Regions from separate parts of the Mus musculus genome. Here region 2 is linked to region 1. The links are chromatin loops, found by intact Hi-C in ENCODE. Cell type or tissue: gastrocnemius. All regions are shown on one strand. Links, peaks and the distances in the headings refer to the core of each region. The heading gives the core; the rest is flanking DNA. Region 1 has its middle 5.7 kb from the start of Cd276. Region 2 overlaps Insyn1 (inhibitory synaptic factor 1).

Region 1 (8,330 bases), core at 22-8,021:
ACCTTGGGTATTAATCCTTGACTTCCATCTTGCCTGAAACAGGATGTCTTTTTTTTTTTTTTTTTTTTTTTTTCTGCTGTGTCTACCAGGCTAGGTGTCCATGAGCTTCCCAACTCAACCGTGATGGGTGGTGAAGGGACACTTTACAATGCAGAGGCTTTTCTTATCCTTGCTCAAGAGCACAGTCCGAGAGGGAAGAAAATAATGAGCATTGGTTCTCAGTTCAAGGAGCTCTGACGCCCCCCAGGAAAGGGAAACAACTTGAACAAAGAGTGCATTATAGTGTGTCTCAAGGACCATTCAGCTGCGATTCAGTCAGTTGGCCACAGATATAGAAAGCTAGGATGACCGTTCTAGCACTCAAGAGTCTCTTAGTTTAGAAGAGGTTGGCTTGGTATTTCTAGCAAGTTCACCGTAGGGACGTTTCCAACAGAGTCCTGTCTGAAGCAGAGGCATTGGCATGAAAGGTGTTCTCCACACTTTCTGTCTGGACAAGGGTCCTCCTATTCTCCTTCTCTGTTTTCTGGACCAGCACTGTGGTGGTTTGAATGAGACTTGCCCCCATAGCTCATATGTTTGGATGCTTGGTCCACAATTATTGAAATTGTTTGAGAAGGATTAGAAAGTATGGGTGTTGTGTCCGGCCAGCAGACCACAACCTGGGTTCTAGCCTGGAAAGGCATTTTGGAAACCTAGAAGAGAAGAGGGGCTAGGTGGCGAGAGAAAGAAATGTAGCCAAGACAGTTATTCTGATCAAAGCTCAAATTTTATTGTTGCGACACTAGTTATGAAGGAAGGGGGAGGGGACCCGATTCCCGCCGAATAATCTCTGGTCCAGTAGAAAGGTGAGCACGTGTGTGGCTCCGCAGGTTCCAGCAGTGGGCGTGGCAGAACGAATGAGCAGGAAGCTCCACCCCTGAGCAAGCTGGTTTCAGGCTGGGGGAGGGGAGACTACAGGGTGGTTGGTTTTTTGAGACAAGGTCTCTTATAGCCCAAGCTGACTTCAAACTTGCTATGTAACCAAAGATGATTGCTAGCTTCTGACCCTCTTACCTTTACCTCCTGCATGCTAGGATTACAGGCATGTGCCACCATCCCCAGTTTTATGCAGAGCTAGATAGCAAACCAAGGCTTTGTACATGCTGAGCAAGCACTCTAGTACTGAGCTATGCCCCAACCCCAAAGCAGCTCATCTTTAGAAAGCAGCTCAGAGACACTGAATGCCTCAGTTGAGAACAAAACTCAAAGTCTATTTGTTTCATCTGCTTCAATAAGGAAAAAAAAGATCAAACCTTGGCTGTATCAGAGCCCAAAACCCTGTTTGAACATTTTTCTAGAGAATCACTGTGACACTTAGCCAACACTGTGGTACTGCCCTCCAAGCTCAGCCTGGAGTTGTTTGCATTTGTAGGCTCCGTGTCCTTAGAGTTTGGACAAGGGCCACCACTCAACCCTGACCACTCATGTAGGGTTCACAGGGCTGCCTTCCAACATCCAATCTATACTGAGGCAAGCAAATGATGAAGACCAGTGCAGGGCTGGAAACAGTAAGTAATGGCCACTGCAGGCTCCTTTTTTTCTGGTGTCCTACTCCCAGGAATGGAGTCTTGGAACAGGTTTCAAACATCTAGAGGGAAATGCTTCCAGCTGGAAGCAGCTGGTAGGGAAAATAGCAGAAGCAATCTCAAGAAAGAATTGATCACCCAAAGAGGATTATCTGAACACTCCACTCTGACTCAGCACACTCAAAACAGCAAATTATAACCCAGCTTGTCTAGCTATCTACGTGCTTCATCTGACTCACTGCCCTGCTTCTTGTTCACCCTCTTTTATATCTGTCCTACTTCCCCATCCTTGGTGAAACCATTCGACCCTCCCTTGCTTTCCCCCAAGAGCTTTCCAGAGCCCAGGCTCATAACACTCCCAATGCTAGGAATCTATATTAGGTTTTCTTGGAGGTTCTACCAATAGAGGTTTAGGGAATTCTCCAAATCAAAGGCTAAGGACAGCGTTTAAAAAACAGAAGAACAGGGGCTGGAGAGATGGCGCAGCTGGCTAAGAGTTTGCTGAGCAAGCACAGGATTTAAGTTAAATCCCCAGCATCCACATTAAATGCAGGGAAAAACACTGTGCACCTGTAATCTCAGTGGTGTGAAGATGGAGACGGAAGGACCCCTGGGGCTTGCTGGATATCCAATCTAGCCTAATCACTGAGCTCCAGGTTAAATGTGAGACCCAATCTCAAAATACAAGGTTGGAAGCCAGACATAGTGGCATACACCTTTAAACCCAACACTTGGAGAAGCATGGACAAGCAGATCTCTGAGATCGAGGCCAGCCTGGTATACACAGTGAATTCCAGGCCAGCTAAGGCTATATAGTGAGACCCTATTGGATGATGATGATGATGATATAAAAGATACCTGATGTTGACCCCTGGCCTCCACAGGCATGTGCACACATGTACATGCACAGCTACATGTACAAACAAGCATACATGTACAAACATGTGCACATCCAAATATAACCAGAAAAAAATGAAGTCCATACTGTGGTGCAGGGGTGACGCTCCCATCGTACTCCTGTGTGGAACCTGTGTTATTCAAACAGGCTTCTCCCTTGGTCTGACTTGAAAGTGAGCCTCTTCCTTGACTTTCAATTCTAAAGGATCTCACTTACTTCACACTAGTCCTGACCTTTCTCTCAGGTTTGGTCCATGACAGGATCAAAAAAAAAAAAAGGCATAGACCAGAACAAGACCAAGGAGTGGCTTGGAGAACAGAGGTCTAGCATATAACACTGACAGTGGCAATCCTCTCACAGAAGGCAGGGAATAAACCACAGGAAATCCAGAAATTCTGACTTCCAGCCAGGTGCTGAAGCTGCCGGGCTAATGTGCTGTGTGCAGAATCACAAGGTCCCTTTGTGTTTGCCGTTTCCAGATAGGTTTGAGATACTGTGCTGGGGCATCTTTGAGCATCTTACCCCATCCTTGGCCCTCAAAGGAAAGCACCAGGCTGTCCCAAAAGGGAGAATATTCCCAGCCCTCCTGGGACACTCCTGACCTTGCCAGTCACTCACACACTTTCCCTCCTGCCCTACCACCAGAAGTGTGTGTGGGGGGGGTGGGGGGGTGTCTCTGCCCACTGGCCACTTCACCCAAGGTTACCGCAATGGATGTAGAGGATTACTTTGTAACTGCTTCTTCCACTGCTGTGGTTAGCAGTCGATAATGAATACAATCTTAGGCTTATTTTCTTAAATCAGGACTTCCAGCACAATAGTGGCCCTTCCTCCTTCCTCATTTCCCATGAGGTCATTCTTTCTAAAGACATTCTCACAGTCAGTCTTACAGAGGAAACACGGCACTCCCAGGTAAGCTGTGGGCCACTATCCTCCCAGGACTTTAACCTCGGGTGGTGGACCCTTCTTCCCTAGCTCTAAAAATCTCCCAATTAGAGAAAGGGATACAGTTTAGTTGGAAGATTTCTTGCACGAAGTCCTGAATTTAACCCCCAACACTACATAAAGAAGATTTCTAGCAGCCCTGTAGCTTTGGCACTTGGAGGGTAAAAGTTCAAGATCACCCTCAGCTACACAGTGGTGGTGCACGCCTTTAATTCCAGCACTTGGGAGGCAGAGGCAGGCAGATTTCTGAATTCAAGGCCAGCCTGGTCTATACAGAGTGAATTCCAGGTCAGCCAGGGCTACACAGAGAAACCCTGTCTCGAAAAAACAAACAAAACAAAACAAACAACAACAACAAAACAAACAAAAAATCCCCAATCAGTCCTTTGATACACTCTTAGAGTTTGTATTGCTTTCACAATGTGGTTTCTCCATTATCCCTCAACACTCCTACCCGGCCATAAATAACACAGTCCACTTCCTCTTCCCTGAGGGAGGCAGTCTGTCATTGGTAAGCTCACTAGCTGGATAAATTCACTCCCCTCCCAGACATCAGGAAACAGGCACTGACTTAGTCTATTGCTGTGACAAAACACTAGGACCAAGGCAACTTGTAAACAAAAGCATTTCATTAGGCTTAGTTTCAGACAGTTCAGTCTATGATGACCAAGCAAAGGCACGGAACAGCTGAGAGCTCACATCTTGATCTGAAAACCAAAGGCAGCAGTGGTTTTGGGGGTTAGGGGGAGTACCATACCTCCTCATCCTTGCCAAACGTCCACCAATTCCATACTAAGCATTCAAACATACGAGCCTATGGGAGCCGTTCTCATTCAAACCACCACAGCTGCCAACATCACCCCTGCTCTGTTTAAATATGTATTGCCCAGGGTTCTCTGTTCTGTGCCATTCATGTGACTTACCTTTCAGCATTTGGGAGGGGTGGGGTCAGGGTCTAGACACATAGTTCAAGCTGATCATGAACTCACTATATAGCCTAAGCTGACCTCAAACTCACAATGATCTTACTGCCTCTGACTCTTGAGTACTGGGATTACAGGCATGTGCTAATATACCTTTGAACTCTTTAATAATCCGTGGGTAAAGGTGCTTGACCTCACGCCTGACCACCTGGAGCCTGATCTCCTGCTGGACCCACATGGTGGAAGGAAAGAAGTGACTCTGGCGAGTTGCCTCTGACCTCCATATGCGTCATGACACACATGCACAGTAGTGCGTGTGCTCTGATTCAAGCACACATGTGCACACCACACACACACACACACACACACACACACACACACACACACACACATTAAATAAATACACGAATGTTTGAAGAAAGAAAAAAACTCCCTGAAGACAGGGACTCTGGTTCATCTCCTCAATCCCCATATTCTTCCCTGGCTGCTATATTGTAGCTGCCTGAAAGCTCAAACTCGAGAATGCCCTACCCCTGACTGGGGGAAATGGGGTGTAGGGTAGGTTGTTCAACAGGCTGGAGAGCAGACTACTAGGCTCACCTGTCAAGCCTGCTATGGAAGACTTACATGGCCAAGAGAAAGAAGTAGCTTAGCTGTGCTGGGTACCTGCCTCCTTTTCTTTTGTGCATCCTCCCCAGATGTGCCTGCAGTCTGTTGAACCATTGACTGTTTCTCTCCAAGAGCTCTAGAAAGGGAATTTCCTTGGCCCTGTAGCAGGATAGCACAGTGGGCAGGCAGCCTATCAGGCCAAGAAGTGACAAGGAGTTTACTCCCTTCTTTCCCTCCAAGTTCTTGCCAAGGCTGACCAGGGCTCTTGCTCCCATGAGTTCCCCAGCAGTGACAGGAGGAAACACAGCTGAAGAGGGTTCTCTTACCCATTGGTCTTGCATCTGACACCCAGGGTCCTGGCCTTGAACTCGTGGCACAACCCTGCCCCAGCCTTCCAAGCTACTGGGACTACAGGCGCGCCACCACGCCTGGCCGGTCTTGCATCTGAAACGCAGTCTTCCCTTGCTTTTCCATTCACCTTCTAGTTTCCTGTGCTGGGCTCTTCTCTCCACAACCCCCTAACGTTGGGGATTCCCAGGCCTGAGCCTACTCAGATCTCTTTCCTTCTGGGGTTTTTCCCACCCCGCTGTCATCTCATCCCGTCTGATGGCTTGGACTGAAATCCACTTGTCTAAGGAAACTCTCCAGCTAAGACTGAGTCCTTGAGATTTGGGTAACCAGAGACCTATTTATGTCTTTGCTTAACTTTTGTTTCCCGGAACTTTCACATCCCAACCACTGTTCACAAAACAAAATGAGTCTTCCCTGCCTGGTGATTAACCCCAATCTTCTAGCAGTTCCAGCCAAACACTTCGTAGTCATTCTTGCCTTTTCTCTTTCTTGGCAAACCCACATCTGCCACACTGCGGTAAGGCCCTTAATGGAGCCCAGATAGGATGATTAGTATATAGGCCATGACCCAGGGCTGGGGAGAACCACTCCTTACATAGACTAGAAGGAAGGATAGAAGATAGGTAATAGACTGTGAACAGGGAAATTGATAGATACAACTGGTAGCTTGCTTTCTGTTTTCTCCTCTGTTACAGATAAGGCAAGGTCATCATCTATCATAAGGGAAGAAAGCATAGGCTGAGATTGGGGGAACATGAAGATTTTGGGTAGTAGCTCTAAGAAGTAGAATGAATTGATCTCCCGCAATACACAGCATGCTCATTTTGTTTTTCTGACACGGAATCTTGCTGTGTAGCCAAGGCTAGCCTCAAATTACTCTCTTCCCACCTAAGTCTTCCAAGTCACTAGGCTGACAGGCATGTGCCACCGCCCCATCTCATGGCATGGGTGATTATAAACATCTTTTATAGGTCTGGGTATTTTCCATCATGCTTCATGCCCAAGATGGTCGGGTTGCGTGTCTAGCATTCAAGAAACGTACTGCCTGAACTCAACCTCAGCATTAAAGGAGGTGGTGGGAGTGGAGGATGCTTTGTAATCTATGAAGACAAAAATACTAGCCATGATAATGAAAAAGGAGCATTGTAGGCTGAAGATTGATTACTGCAAGTTGAAGATTAATAGAATCCAGTGCAGCAGAAGTCCACAAAAGGAAAAATCAGTTAATGGAGATTGAAGTGGAAATTTAAGGGTTCTTTGGAAAGTTGGTTGGATGGTGTTTTGGCTGGGGCAAACATGTGAAGGAGTGTTTTCCTGAAGTGGACACAGGTGAAAGACTAAGGCAGATTTGACAAAGAATGTTTAGGTAAAGGCCAGGCATGGTGGCCCACACCTTTAATCCTAGCACTCGGAAGGCAGAGGCAGGCGGATTTCTGAGTTCCAGGACAGCCTGGTCTACAAAGTGAGTTCCAGAACAGCCAGGGCTACACAGAGAAACCCTGTCTAGAAAAATCCAAAGAAAGAAAGAAAGAGAGAAAGAAAGAAAGAAAGAGAGAGAGAGAGAGAACATTTAGCTGAAGCAGACACAAAAAAAAGATGTTCTTCTAAAGCGAGCATGTGAAAGGACATGTGATGAAGAATTCTTTGCTAACAACACACATTATTGGTCCACCTTACATTGCATAGTTGAGCTCCATTTGTTGCGACTCCATAGAGAAAAATGCACCAAAAAACTTCTAGTGGTATGCTGCAGTTTCTTGCTGCTTCTGCAGACTCCTTCTGATTGGCAGAGTGATGTCAGCTGAGACAGATACAAATGCTGAGGCAAGACTCATGGAGGACACTTGATGTTTGGAGGGTACAAATAGGACTTGAAGGCCAGTGATGGAGGCTGAGCTTGGCTTGCTTATAGAGCCAGCTATTCAATGTCTGTGAGTCTTGAGTCTTCTCTGAACTTTGCTTCCCTGAGAGAGGCACAGCAGAGAACTTCTCCTGACATTCCTGTTGGCTCTGGTCCCTCCTGCTGATTGGTGCCAGGGCAGAGGTCTGGCTGTCTGTGCTAGGTCTTGTCACCACTATTGCTAACCCGACTCTACCAAACTAGACTACTGATGTATCCATGAAGGGTTTATGAGTGGACTGAGCTGCTTCTGCTGACCTGTGAACTGAACTGCCGATTTCCAGACAACATAGACTGGAGTTGCTCCAAAGAACCTTTCTAAACAGGTCCACTCCCCACCCCTCACCCCCCACCCTGCCCATCCTTTCTTTCCCACTACCTTTGGTGGGTGGTGGGCTAAAGGGGGGTTAAAGCATTTAAGAACCATCATTAAAAGTAGGATTTGAAAAAATTAAAGGTTACCAAAGATGGTATAAATGAAGATGCGTTTGCATGCTAAATAGATATAGCAGAGATTTAAATAAGTTAGAGACTTTTTTCTTTGTTTTTAGATTATTTGTTCTTTATACATTTGAATGCTTTCCCTGCATATGTGCATGTGCCTGATATTCACAGAGGTAGGAAAATGTTGTTAGATTCTCCAGCACTGGGCTTTCTGGATGGTTGTAAGCTGCCATGTGGATGCTGGGAACCTAAACCGGGTCCTCTGCAAAGGCAACAAAGTGCTGCTGCCTGCTGAGCCAGTCCTCCAACCCAGATTTCCCCCCCCCAAAAAATTTGGAGTCAGTAAGGGCCAGAAACAAGAGTAGAACCTGGAGTCATTACTTAGAGATGTGTTCTGAAGAGCGGGCCAGCCATTCTCTCTCCTGCCCCTTTGACTGGCAGCCAGTTGCAAACTGTGACCAAGACTATGGGAACCAGGTATGACTGACAGTCTCTACTCAGATTGGAGAATCTGCCTGACAAGCAGTCTTTATCAGCTCTTGAGATCAAAGAAGCTGATCAGGTTCGAGACAATTCGGTGATTTTGAAATATAAGTGGAGGAAAAGAAGAAAGAAGGGGGGACAGTTCCACCCCTGACTAACATAAAGCACCGACCTTCCCCCTCCTTTACTTACCTATTGGGAGCTTTACCACT
Region 2 (8,330 bases), core at 12-8,011, 65 kb before region 1:
CTAGAACTCAAGATTCCCAATGCCTATTTGAAGCCTTGGCAGGCGGGCTACTGTGTAACCTCAGCATTATGACAGCTTCTAAGAGATGCCTGATGCTTGAGCCGTGGTGCCCAAGTGCCAGGGTTACTTGATGGAGCTTGTAGACACCTCCATCATCCCTTTCATACTTACTGATCCCCATGCTCCTCATCCCAGCACTCCAGGTGATAGTCTGTACACCCTGGAGGTCTGAGCCAGGACAGAGTGATGGGTCCCCTCCCCCACATCTGTAGGCCATGTGTCTCCCCCCAAGACTTTGGCAGGTTGCTATGGAAACCAGAGTCTACCCCGTATGCCACTGCCTGCCCGCTGCCAATGGTACCCAGCTGGGTGGGGGTTGAGCCTCTGAGCTCCCTAATCCCCCAGAAAGGGGATATGCACATAGGGTGCTGGGCAGAGAGGAAGGGAGACCCAAACAGAGGAGAGATGTCATAACCAACTTCCCATGGGCTGGAGGTTGTTGGGGACAGGAGTATCTATGGATCTCAGGTCCTGGTTTCAAACTTCTGCTGTAGCTCTAGGTCCTTCAGGAGAACATAAAGCTGATCTGAGCTCCATTCAGGCCCTTCATAGTGCTTCTCTATCAGGGCTGTGGTGAGACCATGGTAGGATGAACCATCCCCTATCTCCCCATCATATCCGATGTCATGGGCAGTACCTGCCAGCTCAGACCTAATACTTGAGTATGGAGACAAGTGTTGCAAACAGGGCTGGCAGGGGTACTGCACAGGAACCTTGTTGAAGGAGCCAGGCAGTGAGAAGTGGGCCCTGCGATTCTCTGTCCTCCGCTCACCGTCCTCCTGTCTGTACCTCCTCTTCCCTGCCAGTCACCGCTAGCCCTGGAAGACACCCACACACACATTCCTGAGTACAAAGCCTGAAACTGACCAGAAGATGAAAGCCTCCAAAGCCCTCTGCTCTAAGCCCATGAGCCTCCCTTTGCTCCTCTCCGAACAGAAGGCACTGACGCCTTGTCCCTGACAGGGATGCTGCAAATGATATCCAACATGGTGACATTGGAGACATAGCATGCAGGAGGAGGGCCAATACCCGCTCGCACTTACAGAGAATTTGAGTTTCCTCTGTCCACCCTCCCAATCCCCACCACAGCTCTGTCATCAGCTCCGTGGGTAGGGATGGGGGACTAAGGGATGTAGGGAATGCAAAAGCACTCTGAAAGCTGGAACTGAAGTGTCCAGGGTTGGGGCATGAACTACAGATATTAATTAGCCCTTGTTCTCCCTGGTTCCTTAATACTCCAGGATGCCAGGCCAATCCCAGCAGGTTCCATAAACTCCCCAGATTCCATGGATCTCCATTAGAGACAGACCATGCCAAGGGACAGAGAGCATAGGCCAGGCAGCCAGCGTTTGGTCCTCAGTGCTCCACCTCCTGAGCTGTATGAGCTTGGGAAAGTCACTTTGCTTCTCTGTGCTTCTGTCAGCCCATCTGTAAAAGGAAGATGCCAAACATTTCTATGCTCCCTTACATAAATCACGTAGAACAGTCACAAAGCCACGTCCTTCTTGTTTCATTTTCTGCTTTGCAGTGTTAGGTATCAAACCTAGGGCCCAGCCATACATGCTAAGCAGGTGCTCTCCCATAGTGCTAGGCCTCAGCTGCCCACAAGGTATCGTTTCTGAATGAGTCTAGCACTTCCATGCTCTTCCCTTGTTTCCCAGAGTCTTACATCAGCATTTTAGCCAAAAGCAGGCAGGTCAGGGCCAGGTCCTGGCGTTGGTAGGGGCCTCTAATGGGTCACCTGCAGTAGGCAGTTCAGCCCCCTACCCAGTGAGGACTGGAGAGAGACTGACATCTATAAAGTGGTTTTGCAGCATAGAGATGAGGGGCAGGGTTAGCAGGCATCTAGGGAAAGAGAGTGGTGGGAGCTGTGATACCAGGATCTGGAGGAGGGACGGGAAGCTGGTGGGAAGTGGAGCAAAGAAGGGCAGGGGTCTCGGGGTGGGGGGAGGGCAGGGCATCCCATAGGCCCTGTGCATCAGAGTGTGGAACTCCAAGTTTGCTGTCAGTGAGAAGCCCACACACTTTAATAATATATCTTGGTTATGTCCCTGCCTTGCTACTGTTCTGCCTGCTGCCCACAGACTCTGAACTCCCATGGCAGGGTGAAGGGGTCCTTATCCTTAACCCACCAGGTTCTGAGCTCACCTTGAACATGGACTCGATTCTTCCTGTTCCATGGGGGGTGGGGGTGGAGGTGGGAGTTTAAAAGCGATCCTTTATTAGCCACCTGTACCCCCACATCTCCCGTGAGTCTTGAGTAGGAAATAACGTAGGGGTGCTGTAATCTCTGTGTCCCAGGAGTCTCAGGAGAATGGGGTAGGCACAGCCCCTCCTCAGCCTGAGGTGGCAGTGGAGGATCCCACCGGCTTCGCATAGGAAACAGGCGCGTGGCAGCCTGTTTCACAGCTGTCCATCGGCCAGGTGCCATGTGTAAAGGTGACAGGGAAAGCCACAGGCCTTGCTAGTAAGAGATAAATAAATGTGGCCTACCAGGAAGCAGCTGGAGCAGGAGAAACTGGGGACCAAAGGGCTGCGCCAAAGTGGGTCAGCTTAGTACCCGCAGCTCAAGGAAACTCAGGTGGATTTTTTTCCTTATTATTTTGTCCGTGCTTTTCTTTCTTCCTTTTTCTCCTTTGCTTTCTCTTCCTCCGGACAGATTCACAGAGGCTCCCTAGCCAATTAGGCCAAATTGCAGGATGAGAGCCATGAATCATGGTCAGCTCAATCCCCATCTCCCCAATGCCACAGCCCCCCAGGAAGATAATAAACAATGTAATCACAGAATTAAAAAATAATCAGTGGTCATAAATAATGCAGGATCCCCAGTTATGTAACCGACTGCCCAGGGAGCCGGGAAGGAGGGAAGGAGTGGGACACTGGGTCTGCAATGCTGGGTCCCTCAGCACTGGCTCTTGAGCATCAAGGCATGTGCGCCCATGTGTGTACGCACGCACAGGCAAGCAGGAGTGCACATACATGTGCACGCACAAACACATGCACTCATGCCCCCTCCCTGCCTTCTTTCAGCTGTGTATGTAGAGTGGGCCAGCATCTGTACCAACCCAGGAGCCTCATGGTAGGTGAAACAGACAGACCCCACCTGTCTTTCTTAGGCTTCCTGTCTAGTAGGGAGGCAGCCGCCAACTGTATCACAACATAGATGTGTAACTGTGACCAATATCGCCCTCAGCTGGGGACCAGCAGGCTTCCTCCAGGAAGTGAGGATGATGGTGGGAGGGAGGGCACACCAGGTGAATCTAGTGGCAGCTGGAGCTCCAGCTCTGGGAGATGTGCAGAGAGATGAGGGGGAGGCCACTTGCTGGAGGGGAAAAGGGGTGGTGTTTGGAAAGCTCAGGAGGTTTTGGAAAAGGGAAAGGCTAGAGGCAGAGGGGTGATGTGGTCCTGATGCTGATCAGGAAAGCTCTAATGCAGAGCATGAACCAAGCACAAACAGGAAATTATTGGGGGGGGGGATTAAATAGGCAAGGCTGAGATCAAGACAGAGGTGAGAGGCACCCCTGGAACAGGGGCTGGGTTCTGTCTCGGCCCTCAGTTCTCCTGTCCCTCCACAGTGCTCCCTCTTGGCCCCTCTGGAACAGTTTAATCTTGTTAGTAAGATGCCAGACCCAGGACTCCCCTTCTGGCTTTACCTCAGCTCTTTCCACGCACTAGGCCTCAGTTTCCCTGTCAGCAAGCACAATAGCGCAGTTAACTCATCAGTGTCTCTCTTGTGCCCCAGCTTTGAGATTTTTCTGGTTCTTTCTCCCCCTCTTTCCTTCTGTGTATATAATTATTTCTCTGTACTCCAAGACAATCCCAAATTACATGTAGGCAAAATGATTATTAAATCTCAGAGAGAAATCACAGATTTCAAGACAGCCAGATCAGAGAGTCAGGTAGCACGGGCCTATTCCACACTTGCTCTCCATGTTGACCTGTGAAACGGTGTGCCAGGAAAGGATTAGCAGGTTTATGAGCTGATCTTGGCCTCCTCAGAAGATGGGTTCTGCGGGTACATGGCTTCCCTTTCTCACCCTCACTTCTGTCCATTAAGTAGTTGGGAAGCCAGATCTGCCTGTGAGCCTCGCAGCCATGGGCCTCAGGGACCTCTTGTAGTCATGTTCTGAATGGGCACACCCACGCTTCAGGCAAAATGGGCAGTACTGGCACATGGGCTATGGAAGACGCACTACCGTATCCTGGCATTCTGAACAGGCTCTGAAACATGCCCGTCATTGTGGCATCTCTTAGGTGAAACCCTGATTTCCGTCTGCTCCTGGTCCTGGCTGTGTGCTCATGTTCACTGGTGCATGGTGGATGCCTGTGTTTTACACTCTTCTGCATACTTTCCCAGGGGCATTAGCTTAAGTCCTCACAGCAGCTCTCAGGCAGGCAGAAGGAAGTTGAGACTTGATTAAGGTTGCTCATAAGTAGTGAAGTCAGGGCTGGAGTCCAGCTCTGGCTTCAGAGCCCAGGTACTAAAGGTTTTGGCTGCCCTAACACTGTCATTTCAAATATGTTTATATCTCTTCCGTGTTCATCTCCCTGAGCAAGGAGAGGGGTGTCAAAGCTAGAGAATACAATTTGAAAGTGGATTATCATCTTCCTTCAATTCCACCGCCAAGAGGGGGCAGACATGAGACCTAAAAACCGCCTCCCTGCTCACTCTCCCTCCAAACCCTGATGCAGAACCAAAAGAGGATGCTAATGCAGAAGGGAAGGGACCCAATGGAAAGGCTGCTAGAACAGGTGCCCAGCCAGGGCTTCCTCAGTGAAAGAAGTATGTCTGGGTTCCTGGGCTTCTAGGCTTCTGCTGGATATACCTGGGACACCCCTGCTATCCCTCAGGCCTGGGTCCTGATAGTGCTCATTCCTGCTGAGTCTGTGGGATTTCAGCCAAGCCATTCAACTCCAGCTTCCTCCTGGCACCCTCAGCCTTGGGCTGAAGCAGCTGCTGACAGCTCTCACTAATCAGAGTCCCATCTGAGCATGCGGCTGTCTGAATGGCAGAGCCACTCCTCAGACTGCCCCAGCACCCAGCCACCAGGCCAAAGAGACAGCACCTGGGAGCTTTATGATCTCAAGGCTGTAGAGCTAATGATTTGATCTGAGGTAGGAAATGACATCACTTTGATCTTGGGGCTCCTCCAAGACCTCCCTGTAAAGCTCTGCTGACATTGGTTAGACACTCAGTGGTAAATGACATTGAGTTCCAGCCAGCTTAGGTGACTTGCCCAAAGTCACCAGGGGGTCCTGATTCCTCCAGTTTGTAGCAGGCCTAAATATCTTCTCATACTGTGTCTTACAGATTCCTAGAGTCTTCCTTAAAGATTGAAAAACAGACCTGAAGAGGGGTAGGGACAGTCAGGTCACTTGTATCTAGAGCCCATCTCCCACTGGCCCAGGTGCTGCAGGTAGTGTCTTTGTTTTGTGCTTTATGCTGGGCCACTTCCCACCCACCCCTCACCAGGCCTGGAGCAGCATCTCGTGGTAGCAGTTCCCAGGAATGAGTTATGGGTTAGGACTTAACTTAGTTAACTTACTAACTGACCTCCCTGAACCCAGGCAGATAACGCCGCGAGATGCTAGAAGCTAGATGCAGTTCCTGATGGCTTACCACATGGCTTTGTCCCTGAGTCTCTGTGGCTCTGACACTTGTTCCCTCCACTGGTTTTCATTGTTTTATGTTTGAGTTCTGGCCTGGATCTCCTCCCTCCATCCTCATGCTCCTTACTCCCCCCTAGGCCTTTGCCTAATCTGTCTCCCTCTCTCACTGCAGACAACAGCAAAGGTGACTGTGTATCTGCAGGAGGGGCTGCCTGCTCAGAGACCAAGGGCTTCCCTTTGGGTGGGTGGGAGGTGGGCAGGCAGAGTAGGGTACAGTGGCCTCCACTGGTGAGCTGCCCCTTGAGTGGTTCTAACAATTGTCTCTGGGCCAGGGTGGATGTTCTCTTTATCACTTCCAAAGATTCCAGGCTTTCTTCTTTTCTCCAGCAAGCCTGGATTGATCTCCATTCATCAATGGACAAGGAAGGCAAGGAGGGAGGAGGTTGCAGAGCATGAGGGTACGAGAAAGGGAGGGTGACTCAGCCAGTGCCACACACCTGTTGGTCCAGTCCCCAGTGTTGGAAAGAGATCCCGGAATGAGTCATTAACTGGTGCCAGTGAGGGTTCCAAGATGCTGGGCGGGGTCTTGTTTTTATGACTGTCCCTTGTCTTTTGTCTCCACTGACTGTGTTATGGTCATGCAGCTAGGGGGTCCCCAGGGCATGGTTTTCAGGGCCTGCTGACCTCTTTTATTCGACCCCTTTTCCATCAGAATGAGCTTGAAACTCTGATCACTATACTATCCTCACCCCAGATAGCAGCTGTACTCAAGAGGAAATGATATATGGATAGACAGGGTGTCTGGTGAAAGGTGGTACGCCTCCCTCCAGGGGACTAAGGGGGTGGTCTGAACAAGTGGCCCATCCTTGTGCAATTTGGCCTTGTGTGTGTTTGAAACAGCCTCTTAGTAGTCTGTAACTCGCCAAGTAGGCTTGGCTGGCTGGCCAGCAAGCCCCAGGGATCCTCCTGCTTCCCCAAGGTAGGATTATAAGCATGCACTACCATGCCCAGCTTTTTTTTTTTTTTTAAGATGGGTTATAGAAGTCAAACTCAAGCACTTTACCAGCTGAACTGTATTCTCAGCCCCAATTTGGATTCTTAACAGTACAAACAAACTTGTGTGACTTCAGTTCAAGCAGTACCTTTCAGAGTCAATGGGCTAGGAGCTAGTGCTCTCTCTCTCTCTCTCTCTCTCTCTCTCTCTCTCTCTCTCTCTCTCTCTCTCACACACACACACACACACACACACACACACACACACACACACACACACACACCTAGGTAATTCTGAGTCCCACCTAGCCCCTCTCACCTCCTCTCCCTTCCCCGGCCAGGTGGTGAGTCAGATCGACAAGCTAACCTCTGACTTTGACTTTGAACTGGAGCCAGATGACTGGACCACGGCCACTGTGAGCAGCACCTCCAGCAGTGACAAGGCAGGTGTGGGCGGCCCCTTTGACCTGGGCCACCTGGACTTCATGACGGCTGATATCCTCTCAGACAGCTGGGAGTTCTGTTCTTTCCTGGATGTCTCCACCCCATCAGACTCGGTGGATGGCCCCGAGGCGCCACGGCCAGGCACAGGCCCTGACTACCAGCTCATGAATGGTGGTTTGCCCATCCCCAACGGGCCACGAGTGGAGACACCAGACTCCTCCAGTGAAGAGGCCTTCAGTGCTGGCCCTGCAAAGGGCCAGGTGCCCCAGCGGACTCCAGGGACGAGGGAGAGGGTACGGTTCAGTGACAAAGTGCTCTACCATGCTCTGTGCTGTGACGATGAAGAGGGGGATGGTGAGGAGGGAGAGGAGGAGGAGGAGGGGGACCTGGCCCCAGAGCTGCCCCGCGTGGAGCCACACACAGGCCCCCTCAAGCCCTCCCCAGCCCCCTACAAGACCAAGCGCTCTCCGTTGACCACCCGACGCTTGGGCCCCACGTTGGCCCCAGAACAGACCCGGAGGGTCACAAGGAACAGCAGCACTCAGACAGTATCAGACAAGAGCACGCAGACAGTGCTGCCCTATACGGCCACCAAACAGAAAGCTAAGGGCAAGAACTAGGGGCTTGGGGGGGGGGGCGGGGGATGCATAGAGGTATAAATATATATATATATTTAAACAAACACAGTCATAATAAAATTCATAAACACTTAAGGATCCGGGGCCCACAGGCCCCAAAGCCTTCAGAAAGCTCATCCTAAACAACCAGATGTCCAGAGTTTACCCTCCTCTCTGTATGGCAGGGTTCCCTGAAGGAAGCTGATCCTTCACCATGCCCACTACAACTCCCCAACACCATGGAAGTCTGTGATCGCTAACCTGGGCCATTTCCTCCAGGGAACCCAGCAGCTGGAGGCAAGCTAAGGGAACAGTATGCCAGGCCAGGGCTCACCAGAGAAACTAAGGACTTAGAGCCCACAGTTGACACCACTCCAGGTAGACCCAGAAGCACCTATGTCCTCCTGAGAAGGCCAGTACCTTGTCTCCCCGACCCCCCGCCCCAGACAACCCTGCCTTCACCCCCTGCATCTTAGGATTGCCCCAGACACTGAGAAGGATGTCCTGCTATAGAGCAGGCTGTACTGCCCAGAGACTGGCAGCTAAGAAGCTGCAGGACCAGGCCAGTCCAATCTGAGAACCCAGTCCACTCCAATCTTTCAGTTC

The links. A loop is a pair of places that touch in the nucleus more often than their neighbours do. Peaks named below come from ENCODE experiments on the same cell type or tissue, not always from the same donor. Only the 100,000 strongest peaks of a DNase experiment are listed, where the experiment ranks them.
Region 2: it touches region 1 in a loop (10-fold over the local background); 1 of 42 quality-filtered maps calls a loop at or near these places.

The regions. Positions count from the first base shown.
Region 1 is chr9:58,556,519-58,564,848 of GRCm38, forward strand. No RefSeq gene overlaps it. Among named protein-coding and RNA genes, the nearest start is that of Cd276, 5.7 kb to the left of the region's middle. In gastrocnemius, for the core only: no CTCF peak of the experiment used is centred there; no DNase peak of the experiment used is centred there; H3K27ac peaks cover 1,553 bases.
Region 2 is chr9:58,491,961-58,500,290 of GRCm38, forward strand. It overlaps Insyn1 (inhibitory synaptic factor 1), which reads left to right. Exons shown (of 3, transcript NM_176921.4): 3 at 7,005-7,820. The coding sequence ends at 7,727. Among named protein-coding and RNA genes, the nearest start is that of Insyn1, 7.5 kb to the left of the region's middle. In gastrocnemius, for the core only: CTCF peaks have their summits at 3,265 (motif pointing left) and 4,670 (motif pointing right); DNase peaks (open chromatin) are centred at 326, 4,744 and 4,926.